Linked DNA regions of Homo sapiens: region 1 is linked to region 2. A link is an interaction called in ENCODE POLR2A ChIA-PET data of the cell type or tissue named here. Cell type or tissue: HepG2. All regions are shown on one strand. Links, peaks and the distances in the headings refer to the core of each region. The heading gives the core; the rest is flanking DNA. Region 1 has its middle 23 kb from the start of INO80. Region 2 overlaps CHP1 (calcineurin like EF-hand protein 1).

Region 1 (10,690 bases), core at 965-8,964, 110 kb after region 2:
CAATCCACCCGCCGCAGCCTCCCAAAAGTGCTAGGATTACAGGCATGAGCCACCGCACTGGCCCAGGTGTTTTTTTTTTTTTTTTTTTTTTTTACTGCAAATCTCTATAACAAACATTTCTGACAGCATAGATATCCACTCCTTGAAGTTTCCATTAAATCTTTTAATCAAATTCATTTCCTCTTGCCTAGAGACCATCGAGTTTCAGATGATCATGCAACAGAAGTTCCAGCCAGTTCCAGGTGAAGACACCACCCCTGGCCATAAAGAAGTTACCCTGCTGGACCGGGAGCGGTGGCTCATGCCTGTAATCCCAGCACTTTGGAAGGCTGAGGCAGGTGGATCACGAGGTCAGGAGTTCAAGACCAGCCTGACCAACATAGTGAAACCCCATCTCTACTAACAATAGAAAAATTAGCTGGGCATGGGGTCGCGTGCCTGTAATCCCAGCTACTTGGGAGGCTGAGACAGGAGAATCACTTGAACCCGGGAGGCAGAGGTTGTGGTGAGCAGAGATTGCACTACTGCACTCCAGCCTGGGCGACAGAGCGAGACTCCATCTCAAAAAAAAAAGAAGTTACCCTGCCTTCACTAGAAAGAACAGGGCAAAAGTTCTGTGATCCCAATAGGTAAGGACTATGCCCCAAGCCAGAATGAAGCAGTTAGAGGAAAACAAAGAAACAAACAAACAAAAAACCATTAATCCCTCTGCCTCCCATAAAGATTTATGGGGATCACATCTCTCAGCGGGGAGATGAGGCAGGAAAATAGGGTCTGGAGGCAGAGAACATAAGGCCGATTCACACTTCAGCTACAACAGGAAATATCCTCTCCATAGGGCCTATGCTGTACATGACTTTGTAACTTTACTTCATCCTCTCCATTTACACAGGGTGTACCCGAAGTAACCAATGGAATCCTCTAGGGGGTATTTAAACTCCCAAAAATTCTGTAGCAGAGCCTTTGAACCCCTATGCTCAGGCCCCCTCCCATACTGTAGATTGCATTTTCATTTTCCTTTTTTTTTTTTTTTTTTTTTTTTGAGAAAGAGTCTTCCTTTGTCATCCAGGCTGGAGTGCAGTGACATGATCTCGACTGACTGCAACCTCCACCTCCTGGGTTCAAGCCATTCTCCTGCATCAGCCTCCCGAGTAGCTGGGATTCAGGCACGCCCACCACGTCTGGCTAATTTTTGTACTTTTAGCAGAGATAGGGTTTCAGCCTGTTGGCCAGACTGGTCTTGAACTCCTGGCCTCAAGTGTTCCCCGGCCTTGGCCTCCTAAAGTGTTGGGATTACAGGCTCAAGTCACCTTGCCTAGCTACTTTCATTTTCAATAAATCCCTTCATTCTTTCCTTGCTTTGTTTGTGCGTTTTGTCCAATTCTTTGTTTGAGATGCCAAGAACCTGGACACCTTCTACTGGTAACATCCTGACCTCAGGTGATCTGCCCACCTTAGCCTCCCAATGTGCTAGGAATACAGGTGTGAGCCACTATGCCTGGCCTAGATGTTTCTTTCTTTTTTTTTTTTTTTTTTGAGATGGAATTTTGCTCTTGTTTTATGGGTGGTCTTTTTGGAGTGATGAAATGTTCTAAAATTGTGAATCTACTAAAAACCACTAAAAGGTGATTTTGTTATGTGAATTAAATGTCAATAAAACTGATTAAGAGTCAGGATATTTGCATAGGTATATTTATCAAGGCAGGGGAATTGGAGTAAAGTGTTTAATACATGTAGAGTTGGCTAAATGGGGGACCAGAGCTTTATTCTTAATCAAATCAGTCTCTGAAAATTCAGAGGCTAGGGGTTTTTGTTGTGTTGTGTTCTGTTTTGTTTTGTGACAGAATCTTGCTCTGTTGCCCAGGCTGGATTGCAGTTGCGCAATCCCGGCTCACTGCAACCTCTGCCTCCTGGGTTCAAGCCATCCTCAGCCTCCTGAGTAGATGGGACTACAGCCATGTGCCACCACGGCCTGGCTAATTTGTGTATTTTTAGTAGAGATGGGGTTTCACCATGTTGGCCGTGGCTGGTCTGGAACTCCAGGCCTCAAGCCTTCCACCCACCTCGGCCTCCCAAAGTGCTGGGATTACAGGCATGAGCCACTGTGCCTGGCCGAGGCTAGGGTTTTTAAAGGATAGTTTGGGAGGCAAGGGAATGGGTACTACTGATTGGTTGTGGATGCATTCATAGGGGTGTGGAAAACGGTCCTTGTGTGGTGAGTCAGCTTCTGGGTGGGGTCACAGGAGAAGTTAAGTTAAGAGTCACAGATCCGGGTGGGGCTATGGGTCCTCAGAAATGCAAAAGCCTAAAAGAAATATCTCAAAAGGCCAATCTTAGGTTCTGTAATAGTGATGTTATCTGCAAGAGTAATTGGGGAACTTGTAAATTTTGTGATCTCCAGAATAATGGCTGGTAATCACTTATCTGTACACCTTAGTAAAATTCATCTCATCCTCCTAACCTGGTGGGTTTTTTTGCTTTGTTTTTGAGATGGAGTCTCCCTCTGTTGCTCAGGCTGGAATGCAGTGGCACGATCTCGGCTCACTGCAACCTCCGCCTCCCAGGTTCAAGGGATTCTCCTGCGTCAGCCTTCCGAGCAGCTGGGATTACAGGCGCCCGCCACCATGCCTGGCTAATTTTTGTATTTTTAGTAGAGATGGTGTTTCACCATGTTGGCCAGGATGGTCTCCATCTCCTGACCTCATTATCTGCCCGGGGGAGGCACTGCACCTGGCCACATTTTGGACTTTATTTATTTATTTATTTGTGTTTTTAAGGAGCAGAGAATTTAATAGGCAAGATGAAGGGGGAAGAAAGAAGGAAGAAACTCCCCTGTACAGAGACAGAGGGAGGGGGCACTCCAAAGCCAAGAGAGAGAACCCCCAGTTTGGACTTTAGAGGCAAGATGGGGGTTGGTTAGTTCTTACCTCTTACAGGGTCATTATTTTCTTTCTTCCTTCCTTTCTTTTTTTTTTTTGAGACAGAGTCTGGCTCACACAGGCTGGCGTGCAGTGGCGTGATCTTGGCTCACTGCAACCTCTGCCTCCCAGGTTCAAGCAATTCTCCTGTCTCAGCCTCCCCAATAGCTGGGACTACAGACGCACACCACCACAGCTGGCTGATTTTTGTATTTTTAGTAGAGAAGGGGTTTCACCGTATTTGTCAGGCTGGTCTCGAACTCCTGACCTCAGGTGATCCACCCACCTCGGCCTCCAAAACTGCTGGGATTACTGGTGTGAGCCACCACGCCCAGCCCCGGTCATTTTCTCACTGTTATAATATTTGGAAAGGCAGTTTCAAGATCTGCGTGTCTATCTCTCCACCAATACTATACAGCATTAATTCATTTAGCTATCTAGTAAGTTTTGAAATTAGATAGACTGATTCTTCTCCCTTTATACTGCATCTTCAAAATTGTTTCAGCTATTCTCATTCTATTACTGAAACGGTTCCCAGTCCAGACCCCAAGAGATAGTTCTTGGACCTCTCACAAGAAAGAATTTGGGGTAAGGCAACAGAGAAAAGCAAAAGCAATTTTATTAGAAAGTATGAGGCTGGGAGTGGTGGTTCACTCCTGTAATCCCAGCATTTTGGGAGGCTGAGGCAAGCAGATCACCTGAGGTCAGGAGTTCGAGAACAACCTGGCCAACTTGGCAAAACCCCATCTCTACTAAAAATACAAAAATTAGCTGAGTGTGGTGGTGCGTGCTTGGAATCCCAGCTACTTGGGAGGCTGAGGCAGGAGAATCGCTTGATCCTGGGAGGTGGAGGTTTCAATGAGCCACGATTGTGTCACTGCACAAGAGATCCCATCTCAAAAAAAAAAAAAAAAAAAAAAAAAAGTATGGGACGGGCTGAGGGATAAAAGACTACAAATTGGGTTCGGCATATACTGCTCGGGTGATGGGTGCACCAAAATCTCACAAATCTCCACTAAAGAACTTACTCATGTAACCAACTTTTCCCCCAAAATCTATGGAAATAAATTTTTTTTTTTAAAAAAGGAGAAAAAAACGTTAGGGCAAGAGAATTAAAGCTCATCTTTCTTAGCACAAAATCAATTTGTAAAATCTTTTTTTTTTTTTTGAAATGGAGTTTTGCTCTTGTTGCCCAGGCTGGAGTGCAATGGTGCAAACTTGGCTCACTGCAACCTCTGCCTCCTGGGTTCAAGCAATTCTCCTGCCTCAGCATCCCTAGTAGCTGGGATTACAGGCGCCCGCCACCATTCCCCATTTATTTTTGTATTTTTAGTAGAAACAGGGTTTCACCATGTGGGCCAAGCTGGTCTCAAACTCGTGACTTTAGGTGATCCACCCACCTTGGCCTCCCAAAGTGTTGGGATTACAGGCGTGAGCCACTGTGTCCTTCCAATTTGTAATACCTTAAATGTGAAAATAAAAAATCTCATGTACCCTATAAATATATAATACACCTACCATGTGCCAACAAAAGTTAAAAATTAAAATATTACAAAGTGAAAAAAAAAAGTAAATAAAGAGTGGCTACTCCATAGGCGGAGCAATGTATAGGCTGCTCAACTGAGTATACTTATAGTTATTTCTGGATTATATGCTAAACAAGGTGTGGATTATTCATGAGTTTTCTGGAAAACAGGTGGAGATTTCCCAGAAATCACAACTGGGGATTCCTCCCCTTTTTAGACCATATAGGGTAATTTCTGGGTGTTTCCATGGCATTTGTAAACTGTCATGGTACTGGTGGGAGTGTTCTTTAGTATGCTAATGTGTTACAATTAGTATTTAATGAGCAGTGAGGACAACCAAAGGTCACTTTCTTTCTTTTTTTTTTTTTTTTTTTGGGATGGAGTTTTGCTCGTTTCCCAGGCTGGAGTGCAATGGCGCGATCTCGGCTCACTGCAACCTCCAACTCCCAGGTTCAAGCATTTCTCCTGCCTCAGCCTCCCAAGTAGCTGGGATTACAGGCGACTGCCACCAAGCCCAGCTAATTTTTGTACTTTTAGTAGAGACGAGGTTTCACCATTTTGGCCAGTCTGGCCTCGAACTCCTGACCTCAGGTAATCCGCCCACCTCGGCCTCCCAAAGTGCTGGGAGTACAGGCATGAGCCACCGCGCCCGGCCCCCAAAGGTTACTTTCATAGCCCTCTTGGTTTTGGCAGGTTTTGGCTGGCTTCTTTACCACATCTTGTTTTATCAGCAGACTTTTTGTGACCTGTATCTTGTGCCAACCTCCTATCTCATCCTGTGACTAAGAACACCTAAGCTCCTGGGAATGCAGTCCAGCAGGTCTCAGCCTTATTTATCCAGGCCCTATTCAAGATGGAGTCGCTCTTGTTCAAATGCCTCTGACAATTTCTTTGCTTTTCTTTTATTTATTTATTTATTTATTTATTTATTTTGAAACAGTCTTGTTTTGTCTCCCAGGCTGGAGTGCAGTGGTACGATCTCAGCTCACTTCAACCTCTGCCTCCTGGGTTCAAGATATTCTCCTGCCTCAGCCTCCTGAGTAGCTGAGACTACAGGCATCCACCACCATGCCCGGCTAATTTTTGTACTTTTAGTAGAGATGGGATTTCACCATGTTGGCCAGGCTGGTCTCAAATTCCTAACCGCAAGTGATCTGCTGGCCTTGGCTCCCCAAAGTGCTGGGATTACAGGCATGAGCCACTGTGCCCTGCCTTGCTTTTCTTTTAGAAAAAGTTTTCCTGTATCATCATATAAATCTTGCTGGTTTTTTAATTTTAATTTTAATTTAATTTTATTTTATTTTTCTTTTGAGACAGAGTCTTGCCCTGTCACCCAGGCTGGAGTGCAGTGGTACAACTTCGGCTCACCCCGACCTCCACCTCCCAGGTTCAAGCAATTCTCCTGCCTCAGACTCAAGTAGCTGGGAGTACAGGTACATGCCACCACCCCAGGCTAATTTTTATATTTTTAGTAGAGACAGGGTTTTACCATGTTGGCCAGCCTGGTCTCAAAATTCTGACCACGCAGGTGGATCACTTAAGGCCAGGAGTTCAAGATCAGCCTGACCAACATGGAGAAACCCCGTCTCTACAAAAAAATTAGCCAGGCATGGTGGCACATGCCTGTAATTCCAGCTACTCAGGAAGCCGAAGCAGGAGAATCGCTTGAACCTGGAAGGCGGAGGTTGCAGTGAGCTGAGATCTTGCCATTGCACGCCAGCCTGGGAAACAAGAGTGAAACTTCATCTCAAAAATAAATAAATAAATAAATAAATAATAAAAAATAGACTAGGCATGGTGGCTCACGCCTGTAATCCCAGCACTTTGGGAGGCCGAGTTGGGTCGATCACCTGAGGTCAGGAGTTCGAGACCAGCCTGGCCAACATGGTGAAACCCCATCTCTACTAAAAATACAAAAACTAGCCAGGTGTAGTGGCAAGCGCCTGTAGTCCTAGCTACTCAGGAGGCTGAGGCACAAGAATCAATTGAAACCAGGAAGCGGAAGTTGCAGTGAGCTAAGATTGAGCCACTGCACTCCAGCCTGGGCAACAGAGTGATACACAGTCTCAAAAAATAAAAATATTAAAAAAATAAATTAAATATATGTAGCAGTTTGGGGAGAATTAACAGCTATACTATGTTGCATCTTATAGTCCATAATCATGGGATATCTCTCTCTTAGAACTTCTTTGATTTTCTTCACCAATATTTTATGGTTTTAAGCAAATAACTCCTATGTGCTAGATTTATATATGTGTTTTTTAAACAATTTAAATGGTATAGGCTGGGCGAGTTTGCTCACGCTTGTAATCCCAGCACTTTGGGAGGCCGAGGTGGGCAGATCACCTGAGGAAAGGAGTTCAAGACCTGCCTGGCCAAACCCCATCTCTACTAAAAATACAAAAATTACCTGGGCATGGTGGCATACACCTGTAGTGTCACAAAGCCAATTGATCAGTTAGGGTGGGGCAGGAACAGATCACAATGGTGGAATGTCATCAGTTAAGGCAGGAACTGGCTATTTTCACTTCTTTTGTGGATCTTCTGTTGCTTCGGGCCATCTGGATGTATACGTGCAGGTCACAGGGGATATGATGGCTTAGCTTGGGCTCAGAGGCCTGACATTCCTGTCTTCTTATATTAATAAGAAAAATAAAATAAAATAGTGGTGAAGTGTTGGGGTGGTGAAAATTTTTGGGGGTGATATGGAGAGATAATGGGCGATGTTTCTCAGGGCTGCTTCGAGTGATATTAGGGGTGGCGTGGGAACCTAGAGTGGGAGAGATTAAACTGAGGAAAGCTTTTGGGGTAGGGAGTGATATTGTGGGGTTGTTAGAAGGAGCATTTGTCGTATAGAATGATTGATGATGGCCTGGATGCGGTTTTGTATGAATTGAGAAACTAAGTGGAAGACACAAGGTCCAAATAAGAGAGGAGAAAAACAGGTATTAAAGGGCTAAGAATTGGGAGGACCCAAGACATTCAATTAGAGAGTGCCCAAGGGGATTCAGTGTAATTACTTGTTTGGTTGGCAAGTTTTTGGGCTCTATCCTTGAGTTTTTTTTTTTTTTTTTTTTTTTTATGTTGTCATATACCAGGCCAGATTGATTTAGGTAAAACAACACTCCTCATTTAAAAATATACAGAGTCCTCCTTTTTCAGCAGTCAGTAAGTCAAGGCCTATTCCTGTGTTTTTTTGTGAATAAGAAAAATAAAACAAAACAGTGGTGAAGTGTTGGTGTCATGAGGGGAAGAGGAAGCTGTTCGGTCCTATTTGCAAATGGAATTTTGGGAGGAAGGAAAACTAGTGTGCATGTGCCTGTCCAGCTAGCAGGTAAACACAGGTAGGTGGAGGAGCCACAGGGGAAGAAGAGACCTTTTTAAGGCAAAACTGGAAATGTAAAGGGAAAAGATGAGAAGGAGAAAAACTGGCCGTGAGGGACAGAAGTTGGAAGGCTAGCTACTTCTTTAGTTACCGTATTACCATAAGCATTGCCTTGAGCGATGGGATCTGATGCCTTTTGATGGCCCGTGCAGTGAATGACCCTAGCTTCTTTGGAAGTTGAGCAGCTTTAATGCCTCCTTTTTATTAAGGAGGTATTAATGATGGAGGACCCTTGTGTAGTGAGGAAATTTCTTTCTGCCTATGTAACAGCATGGTGCTGCAGGATATGGAAGGCATATTTACAGTCAGTATAAATATTGATGCATAGTCCCTTTGCAAGAGTGAGAGACTAAGTTAAGGCAATGAGTTCGGCTTGCTGAGAGGTAGTGGAGGGGGCAGAGCGGTAGCCTCAAGGATAGATGTGGAAGCTACTATAGCATAGCCTGCCTTTGCTGGTGAGTGGCAATTAGGCCTGGTGGAACTGCCATCAATAAACCAAGTGTGATTGGGGTGAGGAACAGAAAAGAAGGGTGGGGAAATGGAGTGAATGTCAGGTGGATCAGAGAGATACAGTCATGGGGGTCAGGTGTGGTATCAGGAATAATGTGGGAGGCCAGATTGAAGTCTGGGCCAGGAACAATGGTAATTGTGGGAGACTCAACAAAGAGTGAGTATAGCTGAAGGAGCTGGGGGACAGAAAGTATATGTGTCAGGTGTGAGGAAGAAAATAGATTTTAGAAGTTATGAGAACTGTAGCGTGAGTTGAACATAGTTTGTGATTTTCAGGGCCTCTAAATATTAAACCAGTGGCAGCTGCTGCATGCAGACATGAGGGCTAGGCTAAAACAGTAAGGTAAAGTTGTTTGAACAGAAAGGCTACAGGGCGTGGTCCCGGCTCTTGTGTAAGAATTCTGACTGCACAGCCCTGTACTTCGGCTGTGTGTAATGAAAAGTGTTGGGATGAGTTAGGGAGAGCTAGTGTGGGAGCAGCTTCTAGGGCTGTTTTAAGGAATGGAATCCTAAGCGGCGAAAGGATTTAGGATCTATGGGGTCAGCTAGGTTTGCTTTTGTGAGTACATATGATGGTTTAGTCAGGATGGCAAAACCAGGTATCCAAAGACAAAAGTACCCAATCATGGCTAGGAAGGAAAGGAGTTGTTGCTTTGTAGAAGGGGTTGGAATTTGGGAGATTAGCCGGACATGATCAGCAGGGAAAGCACGTGTGTTTTTCGTTGTTGTTTTGTTTGTTTTGACACAGAGTCTCGCTCTGTTGCTCAGGCTGGAGTGCAGTGGCATGATCTCAGCTCACTGCAAGCTCCGCCTCCTGGGTTCAAGGGACTCTCCTGCCTCAGCCTCCCGAGTAGCTGGGACTACAGGTGCATGCCACCATGCCTGGTTAATTTTTTGTTGTTGTTGTATTTTTAGTAGAGATGAGGTTTCACCGTGTTAGCCAGGATGGTCTTGATCTCCTGACCTCATGATCCACCTGCCTCAGCCTCCCAAAGTGCTGGAATTACAGGTGTGAGCCACCACACCTGGCCCAAGAGCATGTGTGTTTTTATGAAGAATTGTGCCGAGATAGGTAACGGATGAGGAAGAAATTTGGGCTTTGGAGGGGGATACGTGATATCCCTTTCAGAATAGATGTTGCAGGAGCAGGAGGGTGTCCTGTTGAGAAGATTTGTAAGGGGGGTTGTAAAGTAGAAGGTCATCAAAATATTGAATAAGGTGAGAAGCATATGGATGGAAAGAAAGTAAATCATGAGAAAGGGCTTGACTGAAGTAATGGGGCCTGTCCCTGAAGCCTTGCAGCAGTACAGCCCAGGTAAGCTGCTGAGACTGATGGGTGTCAGGGTCAGTCCAAGTGAAAGCGAAGAGAGGCTGGAATGAAGGGTGTAAAGGAGTAGTAAAGAAAGCATTTTTGAGATCCAGAACAGAATAATGGGTTGTGGAGGGAGGTATTGAGGATAGGAGAGTATATGGGTTTGGCTGGACAGACAAGACAATTTGGTTGATAAGGTGAAGATCTTAGATCAGCCTGTAAGACTTGTCCAGTTTTTGGACAGGTAGGATAGGAGAGTTGTAAGGAGAGTTTGTAGGCTTTAAGAGGCCATGTTGTAACAGGCGGGTGATAACAGGCTTTAACCTTTTTAAAGCCTGCTGTGGGATGGGATATTGGCGTTGAAGGGGGTAAGGGTGATTAGGTTTTAATGGGATGATAAGGGGTGCATGATCAGTCGCTGAGGAGGGAGTAGAGGTGTCCCATACTTGTGGATGAAGGTAGGGAGACACAAGGGAAGGATTCAAAGGAGGCTTTGAACTGGGGAAAAGGGCAGGAATGAGGTGTGACTGTAGTCTAGGAATAGTTAGGGTAGCGGATAATTTTGTTAAAATGTCTTGACCTAATAAGGGAACTGGGCAGGTGGGGATAACTAAAAAGGAATGCATAAAAGAATATTGTCCAAGTTGGCAGCAAAGTTTGGGAGTTTTAAGAGGTTTAGAAGACTGGCCGTCAATAACCACAACAGTTATGGGGGCAAGGGAAACAGGCCCTTGAAAAGAAGGTAATGCGGAGTGGGTAGCCCCAGTATTGATTAAAAAGAGGATGGACTTACCATCCATTGTGAGAGTTACCTGAAACTCGGCGTCTGTGATGGTCCAGGGGGCCTCTGAGGGGATCGGGCAGCATCAGTCTTCAGCCGCTAAGCCGAGCAGATCTAGGAAGGAGTCAGTCAGAGAGCCTTGGGCCAGTGCTCTGGGGGCTCTGGGAGTGGCTGCCAGGCAAGTTGGACAGTCCAATTTCCAGTGGGGTCCTGCACAGATGGGACACAGCTTAGGAGGAATCCCGGGCTGTGGGCATT
Region 2 (10,690 bases), core at 1,628-9,627:
ATCTAAGTCTGTAAGTCAAAGTATGTGTTCTTTTTCTAAAAACCATATTTCTTTCCTATATTGAACTTTTTTTTGAGACAGAGTCTTGCTCAGTCACCCAGGCTGGAATGCAATGGCATGGTCTTGGCTCACTGCCACCTCCACTTCCCAGGTTCAAGCGATTCTCCTGCCTCAGCCTCCCAAGTAGCTGGGATTACAGGCACTCTCCACCACGCCTGGCTAGTTTTTTGTACATTTAGTAGAGACGGAGTTTCACCATGTTGGCCAGGCTGGTCTTGAACTCCTGACCTCAGGTGATCTGCCGGCCTCGGCCTCCCAAAGTGCTGGGTGGGATTACAGGAGTGAGCCACGGTGCCCAGCCCTAATATTGAACCTTTTGAATGAAAGTTACTCTCCCCCAAATTCTTTATTTTTATTTTTTTGAGATGGAGTTTCGCTCCCAGGCTGGAGTGTAGTGGCTTGATCTCTGGGTTCACTGCAACCTCCTCCTCCCGGGTTCAAGCGATTCTACTGCTTCAGTCTCCCAAGTAGCTAGCATTACAAGCGGGTGCTACCATGCCCGGCCAATTTTTGTATTTTTAGTAGAGGTGGGGTTTTACCACATTGGCCAGGCTGGTCTTGAACTCCTGACCTCAGGTGATCCACCCACCTCAGCCTCCCAAAGTCCTGGGATTACAGGCGTGAGCCACCGCACCCAGTCCCCCAATTTTTCAATAAGTATTTTTTAAAAACTTTCTTTTGTTGGTTCCTGGGCCAAGAATACAAAGCTGTCTACAACTTATCTGTGCTGCAGTCTTCAAAAATATCAATGTCATGGAGGACAAAGAAAAGCAGAGGATTGTTCCAGATCAAGGGGGGGCTAAAGAGACACACAACAAAACCCAACACATGATCCCGGACTAGGAAAAAAACTGCTATAAGGACATTATTGGATAATATGTGAAAATGAAGCATGGACCATATAAAATATGGAATATTACATAATGGTACTGTTTCAAAATGCAACTTTCTTGATTTTGATCTGAGAATGTCCTTTCTATAGGAAATAAACAGTGAAGTATGTGACAAAATGTTAACAATTGGTGAATCTGGGTATCAGAATAAAAGTTATCTTGTATTGTTCTTGTAACTTCAAGTTTAAAATTATTTCCAGATAAAAAGTTAAAAAAAAGATTATAAACTAGATTTTACTCCTGCCTTCAAGAAGTTTACTTACAGACAGATAAAATGTATACCTCCACCCTCTTTGTAATATATGCTAGCAAAGACGGAAGATAATAAAATACTCCTACTGTACCCAGGAGACTTCACGCTCTTTTCCTCTTGTGGTTTAACGTTTACGTGGTGCTTAATTAACTCAGCAAGCTCTTCTCCACCACATTTGGTGACACAGGTAGAAACTGACCTAGTGGACTGAACACAAAGCTCTGGAACAATCATCCTGGATTCTAGTCCTTCTTGACCATTTAGTGTAATAATTTTATATCAATGCATGAACCAGAAGAAGTCATTCATAAGATAACTGGATTGCTTAAGATGATGAAAGAGAAAATTACCGAGGTCCTGATTATTTAATTCAACAAACATGTACTAAGCTTTTATTACATAATTTGTTCTGTAATACAAAGTCTACACTATCATCAAAATGTAGCTCCTCCTGTCTGACAGAGGTCAAGAAACAATAACTACTCACTTTTAAATTAAGACTAAGGCTGATTTGAATTGCATGGCTACATACTTCAGTTTAATGTCTAACAAGCTTAAGAAACTTTAGCTGAGAAAAGGCAGTTTAAATACCAAGTCTAGTATCAAGTGGTGATGCACAACCTAGCCTGAACTTCAGTCTCAATAAGGAGGTGTACACTTGGCCTTCCGATGGACCTGTCCTTTGATACTTTCTAACTCTACTCTTAGAATTTAGATTGTATATATAATGTAGTTCCAGTCACCCAGATCAAGGACAGTATTGCTAAAAGTATTAAAGTTAAAAAGAAAGAGGGCTGGGTATGGCAGCTCAGCCTATAATCCCAGCACTTTTGGAGGCCAAGGTGGAAGAACTGCTTCAGGCTAGGAGTTCGAGACCAGCCTGGGCAACAGAGCAAGACCACATCTCTAAAAAGTTTAAAAAAAAAAAAAAAATTAGCCAGGCATGGTGGCACGTGCCTGTAGTCCCAGCTACTTGGGAAGCTGAAGCGGGAGGATTGTTTGAGCCTAGAAGGTCAAGGCTGCAAGGAGCCATGGTAACATCACTGCCCTCGAGCCTGGGTGACAGAGTGAGACCCTGTTTCAAAACAGAAAAAACAAAACAAACAGAAAGAGTATAAAAAATAATTTGTCAGCCGGGCGCAGTGGCTCACACCTGTAATCCCAGCACTTTGGGAGGCCGAGGCGGGAGGATCATGAGGTCAAGAGATGAAGACCAACCTGGCTAACACGGTGAAACCCCGTCTCTACTAAAAAAACAAAAAATTAGCTAGGCGTGGTGACGGGCACCTGTAGTCCCAGCTACTCGGGAGACTGAGGCAGGAGAATGGCATGAACCTGGGAGGTGGAGGTTGCAGTGAGCCAAGATTGCGCCACTGCACTCCAGCCTGGTGACAGAGCAAGACTCCGTCTCAAAATAAATAAATAAATAAATAAATAAATAAATAAATAAATAAATAAATACTTTGTCAACTGTTAAATAAATAATATACGAACAAGTTATTATTACTGGTTGCTTTATAGTAGAATGTAGATCTGGGCAGTTTCTCTAAAACTTAGATTCTCAAATTTACCCATCAACATAAACCTAATAGAAAAAAATAAATACTCCAAAGTGGCCTAAACACCACAAGCATAAGATCCATCCGAAGGCCGGGCACAGTGGCTCACGCCTGTAATCCCAGCACTTTGGGAGGCTGAGGCAGGTGGATCACGAGGTCAAGAGATCAAGACCATCCTGGCCAACATGGTGAAACCCCGTCTCTACTAAAAACACAAAAATTAGCTGGGCATGGTGGCGCGAGCCTGTAGTCCCAGCTACTCTGGAGGCTGAGAAAGGAGAATCACTTGAACCTGGGAGGTGGAGGTTGCAGTGAGCCAAGATTGCGCCACTGCACTCCAGCCTGGTGACAGAGTGAGACTCCATCTCAAAAAAAAAAAAAAAAAAAAAAAAAAAAAACCATGTGAAATACAGATTTGTGTGGATTCACTGAAAAGCATACCAACATTATGTTCTGCCTCATGGTATACCTAGGAAAACCTTCCTTGAAGATTTTTTTAGAAAAAGACAGTATCACTGGTAGTAGTCAATTCTGAGAACAGAGCCATGTACGATGGCATTCTTTGTGGCCAAGAAATTTCCAATGGGGAGTGGTTTTCCAAACATTCAAGGGCACAGGGATGCTTAGAAAAACCAGGGTTTTTAGACTGTTAGTAACCAGACATGCCATCCCTCTATACTGCTCACCTTCACTGTGCAAGTCCCTTCTCTTACAGAGAGATTCAGCCTCACAGGTAACTTCTATCTCAAGCACCCACAGGTTGTTGCTTTAGTTGACTTGTACATAATGAGGAGATTAAAATCTGTTAATAGGACATACCCACTGGAACACACATTCAATTAGAAAACACAGCTTTCCAGGCCGGGCGTGGTGGCTCACTCCTGTAATTCCAGCACTTTGGGAGGCCGAGGTGGGTGGATCATGAGGTCAGGAGTTAGACACGAGCCTGGCCAAGATGGTAAAACCCCGTCTCTACTAAAAATACAAAAATCAGACGGGCGTGGTGGCGGGTGCCTGTAATCCCAGCTACTTGGGAGGCTGAGGCAGAGAACTGCTTGAACCCGGGAGGCGGAGGTTGCAGTCAGCCAAGATTGTACCACTCCAGCCTGGGCAACAGAGCGAGACTCTGTCTCAAAAAAAAAAAAGAAAAGAAAATACAGCTTTCCATTTTAAGTAGTATGAGAGGTTAAGCATATGGTACAACATATTTATTAACACTGAAATGACAAAAATTTCCATTAGCTAAAGCACTTAATCAGTATTTTTAAATTAAATGGATAAGATGGCCAGGCGTGGTGGTTGACGCCTATAATCCCAGCACTTTGGGAGGCCAAGGTGGGCAGATCGCCTGAGGTCAGGAGTTTGAGACCAGCCTGACCAATATGGAGAAACCCTGTCTCTATTAAAAATACAAAATAAGCCAGGCATAGTGGCATGTGCCTGTAATCCCAACCCAGGAGTCCGAGACCAGCCTGGGCAACATAGGGAAACCCTGTCTCTAATTAAAAAAAAAAAAAAAAAGGCAGCTGGCAGCGATCCCCAGCCTTTTTGGGACCAGGGACCAGTTTTATGGAAAATAATTTTTCTCCTGGGGGTAGACAGGATAGTTTCAGGATGACACTGTTCAACCTCAGATCAGCAGGCATTAGATTCTCATAAGGAGCACTCAGTCTAGATCCCTCACATGGGCAGTTCACAATAGGGTTTCTGTTCCTATGAGAATCTAGTGCCGCCACTGATCTGACCGGAGGCGGTGCTCAGGTGATAATGCTCACTTGCATTCTGTTCACCTCCTGCTGTGTAGCCCGGTTCCTAACTGGCCACAGACTGGTACTGGTCTGCAACCCAGAGGTTGGGGACCCCAGGGGTCCTAAAGTGGTCTTTTGCAGGTCAGGTTAAGGTAAGAGCCTGGTCAGTATCTGAACACAAAGATGGTTTCTCTTCTTTAAATATTCTTTGTTCTGATGTAATCTATGGAGTTACAAGGCAGGATAATGATTACCCTTTGGGGAGGGGAGCAGGTAAAGACAAAAGGAGCATAAGGGAAGCTTCTGGGTATTGGTAATAATCAGTTTCTTCATCTGGAGGCTGGATAGTCTTCCCTTGGTGAAAATTTATCATGTCCAATGCTTTTGATTTGTGCACTTTTCTGTATGTTATACTTCAATAAAGTTTGCTTTAAAAACATCCTCTGGGCCAGGCACAGTGGCTCACACCTGTAATCCTAGCACTTTGGGAGGCTGAGGTGGGTGGGTCACAAGGTCAAGAGATCGAGACCATCCTGGCCAACATGGTGAAACCCGTCTCTACTAAAAATAAAAAAATTCACTGGGCGTGGTAGTGCACGCCTATAATTGCAGCTACTCTGGAGGCTGAGGCAGGAGAATCACTTGAACCCGGAAGCGGTGAACTTGGCTGCAGTGAGCCGAGATTGTGCCTCTGCACTCCAGCCTGGTGACAGAGCGAGACTCTGTCTCAAAAAAAAAAAAAGAAAGAAAGAAAGAAAGTCTTAAATATCTCCTCTTGATATTCTGAAATTTCATCTATATATATCTTATTGTGAAGTATTCTTTATTATTCATTGTTCAGCATTAGGTGAACCTTCTTAGACTAAAAATGGGCCCTTTAGCTGGGAAGTTTGCTTCTGTTCCTTTTTTTTTTTTTTGGTAAGAAACCTCACCTGGATTTTGTTCCTATTTTAAAAATTATTTCTTCTCCTCCTCTTTATTATTTATTTATTTATTATTTATTTATTTTTGAGATGGAATTTCACTCTTACTGCCCAGGCTGGAGTGCAATGGCATGATCTTGGCTCACTGCAACCTCCGCCTCCCGGGTTCAAGCGATTCCCCTGCCTCGGCCTCCCAAAGTGCTGGGATTACAGGCATGAGCCACTGCGCCTGGCCTAAGCTGCCTTTTTAGAAAAAACAATCTCTATGGCAATGGTAGAAATATCTTACCCAAAATAATGGCATCTGAAGAAAGTAAGGTTTATAAGGTTACAGTGTATATTTATATTCCGTGAAATATCAATCTGAAGAGATGGTCCATGTAAAAAGGCAGACAGGGAAATTGCAAATCAATTTGGCAAACACTTCTCCCTTGAATGTTCCCAATTCACCCAGGTAAATTAAAGATGTGGTGAAATCTAGTAATTAGGTAGCCTATTTAACCTTGTTGACCAAGGTTTTCACAAATTTTAGTCAATAACTTTTTGCTTTTTTTTTTTTTTTTTAACATAACACCTATTGATAGACCAAGGAATGACTGTTCTATAAAGCATGCTTCGGAGTGAGTCTCTGAAAGCACTCTGAAGAAGCTCCATTCTAACCAAAGCCTTCCACAGTTCTGCCTTATGTTCCACTGGAGCTGATCACTACAAAGGAATGCAGAATGCCCCAGACTGTACACTGTAGCCTCTCACTCTGCAGAATTTGGCTTCAGGCCCAGACATGGAGCACCTTGAAAGAGGAAAGTAAAAAAAAAAAAAAAAAATTGTTGAAGTGAAAATCTTTCTCCTAATAACTACAACTGCCTTCTTAAGGTGAAGGCGAGGCCGGGCGCAGTGGCTTACGCCTGTAATCTTAGCACTTTGGGAGGCCAAGGCAGGTGGATCACAAGGTCAGGAGATCAAAACCATCCTGGCTAACACAGTGAAACCCCGTCTCTACTAAAAATACAAAAAATTAGCTGGGTGTGGTGGCGGGCACCTGTAGTCCCAGCTACTCGGTTGGCTGAGGCATGAGAATGGCATGAACCCGGGAGGCGGAGGTTGCAGTGAGCCGAGATCGTGCCACTGCACTCCAGCCTGGACGACAGAGCGAGACTCCATCTCAAAAAAAAAAAAAAAAAAAAAAAAAAAAGAAGGTGAAGGCCAGGCATGGTGGCACACATCTGTAGTCCCAGCACTTTGGGAGACTGAGGCAGGCAGATGGTTTGAGTTCAGGAGTTCGAGACCAGTCATGGGGAACATGGCGAGACCTCCTCTCTACAAAAAATACAAAAGTTAGCCAGGCAGTGACACGTGCCTGTAGTCCCAGCTACTCAGGAGGCTGAGGTGGGAGGCTACAGTGAGCCGTGATGGTGCCACTGCAATCAAGCCTGGGCAATAGAGTCAGACCCTGTCTCAAAAACAAAAACCAAAAAAAGAAGGTGGAAGCTGTTCCAGGTAACAAAAGATTGGAAGCCACTTGTATTCGGATGAGCACTCTGATGGGTCCTGGAAACATCAAGACAGGCCTTAAGCTGAGTTTGGCAACAAAGGCTGGAGAGAACTGGATCATTCTACTAGAGAAGAGTTCCCAGTTAGGCCAACTCATTTCTAAGGCTAGAGGGGGTAGAAGAGGAGAGGGCTGAGAGAAGGGGAAGACAATTTAATCGGATGGCCACAGGCTAAGAAGATAATTGTCAGGAGGCACAGCCAGAGTGAAATCCCAGTAGTGGGTGGGTCTGACAAAACGATTTACATAAAATATATTACTCGTTTACTATGTGGCACATTATGTGGTACAATTGGCTAATTTCTTCTAGGTATTCAAGGTAGCTTGGTGCTTCTCTCATTTATTTTTATTTTTTGTAGAGACGGGGTTTCACTATGTTGCTCAGGCTGGTCTTGAGACTCCGGGCCTCAAGGAATCCTCTCACCTCAGCCTCCCAAAGTGCTGGGATTACAGGCATGAGTCTCCTCGCCCAACCTTTCTTATATTTCAATCCACACCATGATAGAGATCAAAGAACAGGTTTAAGACCTAGAGCTTTCAGGCCAGGTACAGTGGCTTATGCCTATAATCCCAGTACTTTGGGAGGCCATGGCGGGAGGACTGATGGAGCCCAGGAGTTTGAGACCAGCATGGGCAACAAGGTGAGACTGTGTCTCCACAAAAAATGAAAATAAAATAAAAATAACAGGAGAAGCACCAAGCTACCTTGAATACCTAGAAGAAACTATTCCATTGTACCACATAATGTGCGCTTTTTTGCTTTTTTGCTAAAAGTAAAAAGAAAAAAAAATTAGCCAGGCATAGTGATGCATGCCTGTAGTCCTAGCTACTTGGGCAGCTGAGGTGGGAGAACTGTCTGAGCCCAGGAGGTTGAGGTTGCAGTGAGCTGTGATGGTGCCATTACACTCCAGCCTAGGAGACAGAGTGCGACCCTGTCTCTTACAAAAAAAAAAAAAATATTGCCAGCATGGAGAACAGTGTCTGGCACATCATAGATAGTCAGTAAATACCTACCAAATGAGTGAGCTAGTCTGCTGGTTTTCCACAGGCTGTGAAATGGTAACTTACAGATTGAGCAAATCTTACTTAGATACTTATTTATTTATTTATTTATTTTATTTATTTATTTTTTTATTTGAGACGGAGTCTTGCTCTGTCGCCCAGGCTGGAGTATGGTGGTGTGATCTCGGCTCACTGAAAGCTCCGCCTCCCGGGTTCACACCATTCTCCTGCCTCAGCCTCCCGAGTAGCTGGGACTACAGGTACCCACCACCACTCCCAGCTAATTTTTTGTATTTTTAGTAGAGACGGGGTTTCACTGTGTTAGCCAGGTTGGTCTTCTCTTGACCCCATGATCTGCCTGCCTCGGCCTCCCAAAGTGCTGGGATTACAGGCGTGAACCACCGCGCCCGGCCCTATTTATTTATTTATTTTAAGATGGAGTCTTGCTCTGCTGCCCAGGCTGGAGTGCAGTGGCACGATCTCGGCTCACTGCAACCTCCACCTCCCGGGTTCAAGTGATTCTCCTGCCTCAGCCTCCCAAGTAGCTGGGATTACAGGCGTGCGCCACCACACCTGGTTAATTTTTTTGTATTTTTAGTAGAGACGGGGTTTTACCATGTTGGCCAGCCTGGTCTCGAACTCCTGACCTCAGCTGATCCACCCATCTCGGCCTCCCAAAGTGCTGGGATTACAAGAGTGAGCCACCACAACCGGCCAGAATTTTTTTTTTTTTTAAAGGCAGGATCTCACTGTGTTGCCCAGGGTGCAGGGCAGTGCTGCAATCTTGGTTCACTACAACCTCCGCCTCCCGGGTTCAAGCAATTTTCCTGCCTCAACCTCCCAAGTACCTGGAATTCCAGGCATGCGCCACCACACCCAGCTAATTTTTGTATTTTTCGTAAAGATGGTGTTTCACCATGTCGGCCAGGCCGATCTCAAACTCCTGGCCTCAAGTGATCCACCTGCCTTGGCCTCCCAAAGTGCTGGATTACAGCCAGGTGTAAGCCACTGCGCTTGGCCCTTACTTAGATTTTAAGGAGCAGGCTACACTGACGCCTGGAAAGTTTTCAACATTTTTTTTTTTTTTTTGAGACAGAGTCTCGCTCTGTAGCCCATGGTCTCGACCTCCTGACCTTGTGATCCGCCCGTCTCAGCCTCCCAAAGTGCTGGGATTACAGGTGTGAGCCACCACACCCGGGCTTTTTTTTAATTTTTTGAGATGGAGTCTAGCTGTGTCTCCCAGGCTGGAGTGCAGTAGCGTGATCTCGCCTCCCAGGTTCAAGTGATTCTCCTACCTCAGCCTCTCGAGTAGCTGGGACTACAGGCGCCTGCCACCACGCCCAGCTAATTTTTTGTATTTTTAATAGAGACGGGGTTTCACTGCGTTAGCCAGGCAGGTGCATCACGAGGTCAGGATATCGAGACCATGGGCTACAGAGCGAGACTCTCTCTCAAAAAAAAAAAAAAAAAAAAAAAAAAGCTTTTTGGCCAGGCACGGTGGCTCGCACCTTTAATCCCAGCACTTTGGGAGGCCAAGGCGGGTGGATCACGAGGTCAGGAGTTTGAGACCAGCCTGGCCAAGATGGTGAAACCCCGTTTCTACTAAAAATACAGAAATTAGCAGGGCGTGGTGTCATGCGCCTGTAATCCTAGCTACTCAGGAAGCTGAGGCAGGAGAATCACTTGAACCCGGGAGGCAGAGGTTGCAGTGAGCCGAGATCACACCATTGCACTCCAGCCTGGCCAACAAGAGTGAAACTCCATCTTAAAAAAAAAAGAAACAGCTCATTAAAAAAAAAACTTTTCGATTATTTTCCAGCACACAGCAAACATGATAAAAACACACACATTTAGAAACCACCCACTTTCTACAAAGAAGAAAAGAACTCAGAATATAAATTTTAAGTCTTTACTGGGTGGTTAAGTCTGAATTTATGAGGCAAGTATAAACTCAAAGGAATTTTTAAGTATTGGAGCTAAAATTACAAATAGGGATTTCTAGTCTAGTTATTTTTCAAGTGTAAATTCACATAGTTTTAATAGCGTCTTCAACGAATGGTGCTGGTACAACTGGATATCCACATGCAAAAAAAAATGATGTTGGACTCTTCTCTGACACCATATACAAAACCAACTCAAAATAAATCAAAAGACCTTAATATAAGAACTAAAACCATAAAGCCCTTACAAGAAGATATAGGATAAGCCTTTGGGACACTGGATTTGGCAATGGTTTCTTATATATGATACCAAAAGCACAAGCACTGAAAGAAATATTAAAGAAACTGGACTTCATCAAAATTAAAAACTTTTGTGCTTTAAAGAACACTACAAAGAGAGTGAAAAGACAACTCATATGACCCACCATTCCACTCCTAGGTATACGTCCAAGAGAAATTAAAACATATGTGCACCCAAAAATGTTTAAAGCAACACTATTTGCAATACTCAAAAGGTGTAAACTCAAATGTTTACTAACTGCTGAATGGATACACAAATGTGGCATATCCATATGACAGACTATTTATTCAGCCATAAAAAGGAATGAAGTACTGGTATATGCTACATCATGGATGAACCTTAAAAACATCATGTTAAGTAGAAGAAGTCAGTTTGTTTGTTTGAGACAAAGTCTCTCTCTGTCGCCCAGGCTGGAATACAGCAGCACAATCTGGGCTCACTGCAACCTCCACCTCCCAAGTT

Evidence for each region. ChIA-PET counts read pairs that join two places held together with the same protein. Peaks named below come from ENCODE experiments on the same cell type or tissue, not always from the same donor. Only the 100,000 strongest peaks of a DNase experiment are listed, where the experiment ranks them.
Region 1: POLR2A ChIA-PET joins it to region 2 with 6 read pairs; 2 of 35 experiments call an interaction of 5 or more read pairs at or near these places.

The regions. Positions count from the first base shown.
Region 1 is chr15:41,133,814-41,144,503 of GRCh38, reverse strand. No RefSeq gene overlaps it. Among named protein-coding and RNA genes, the nearest start is that of INO80, 23 kb to the right of the region's middle. In HepG2, for the core only: no CTCF peak of the experiment used is centred there; a DNase peak (open chromatin) is centred at 8,733.
Region 2 is chr15:41,245,401-41,256,090 of GRCh38, reverse strand. All of the region lies in intron 2 of CHP1 (calcineurin like EF-hand protein 1), which reads right to left. Among named protein-coding and RNA genes, the nearest start is that of CHP1, 19 kb to the right of the region's middle. RefSeq lists a silencer at 6,994-7,194. In HepG2, for the core only: no CTCF peak of the experiment used is centred there; a DNase peak (open chromatin) is centred at 6,180.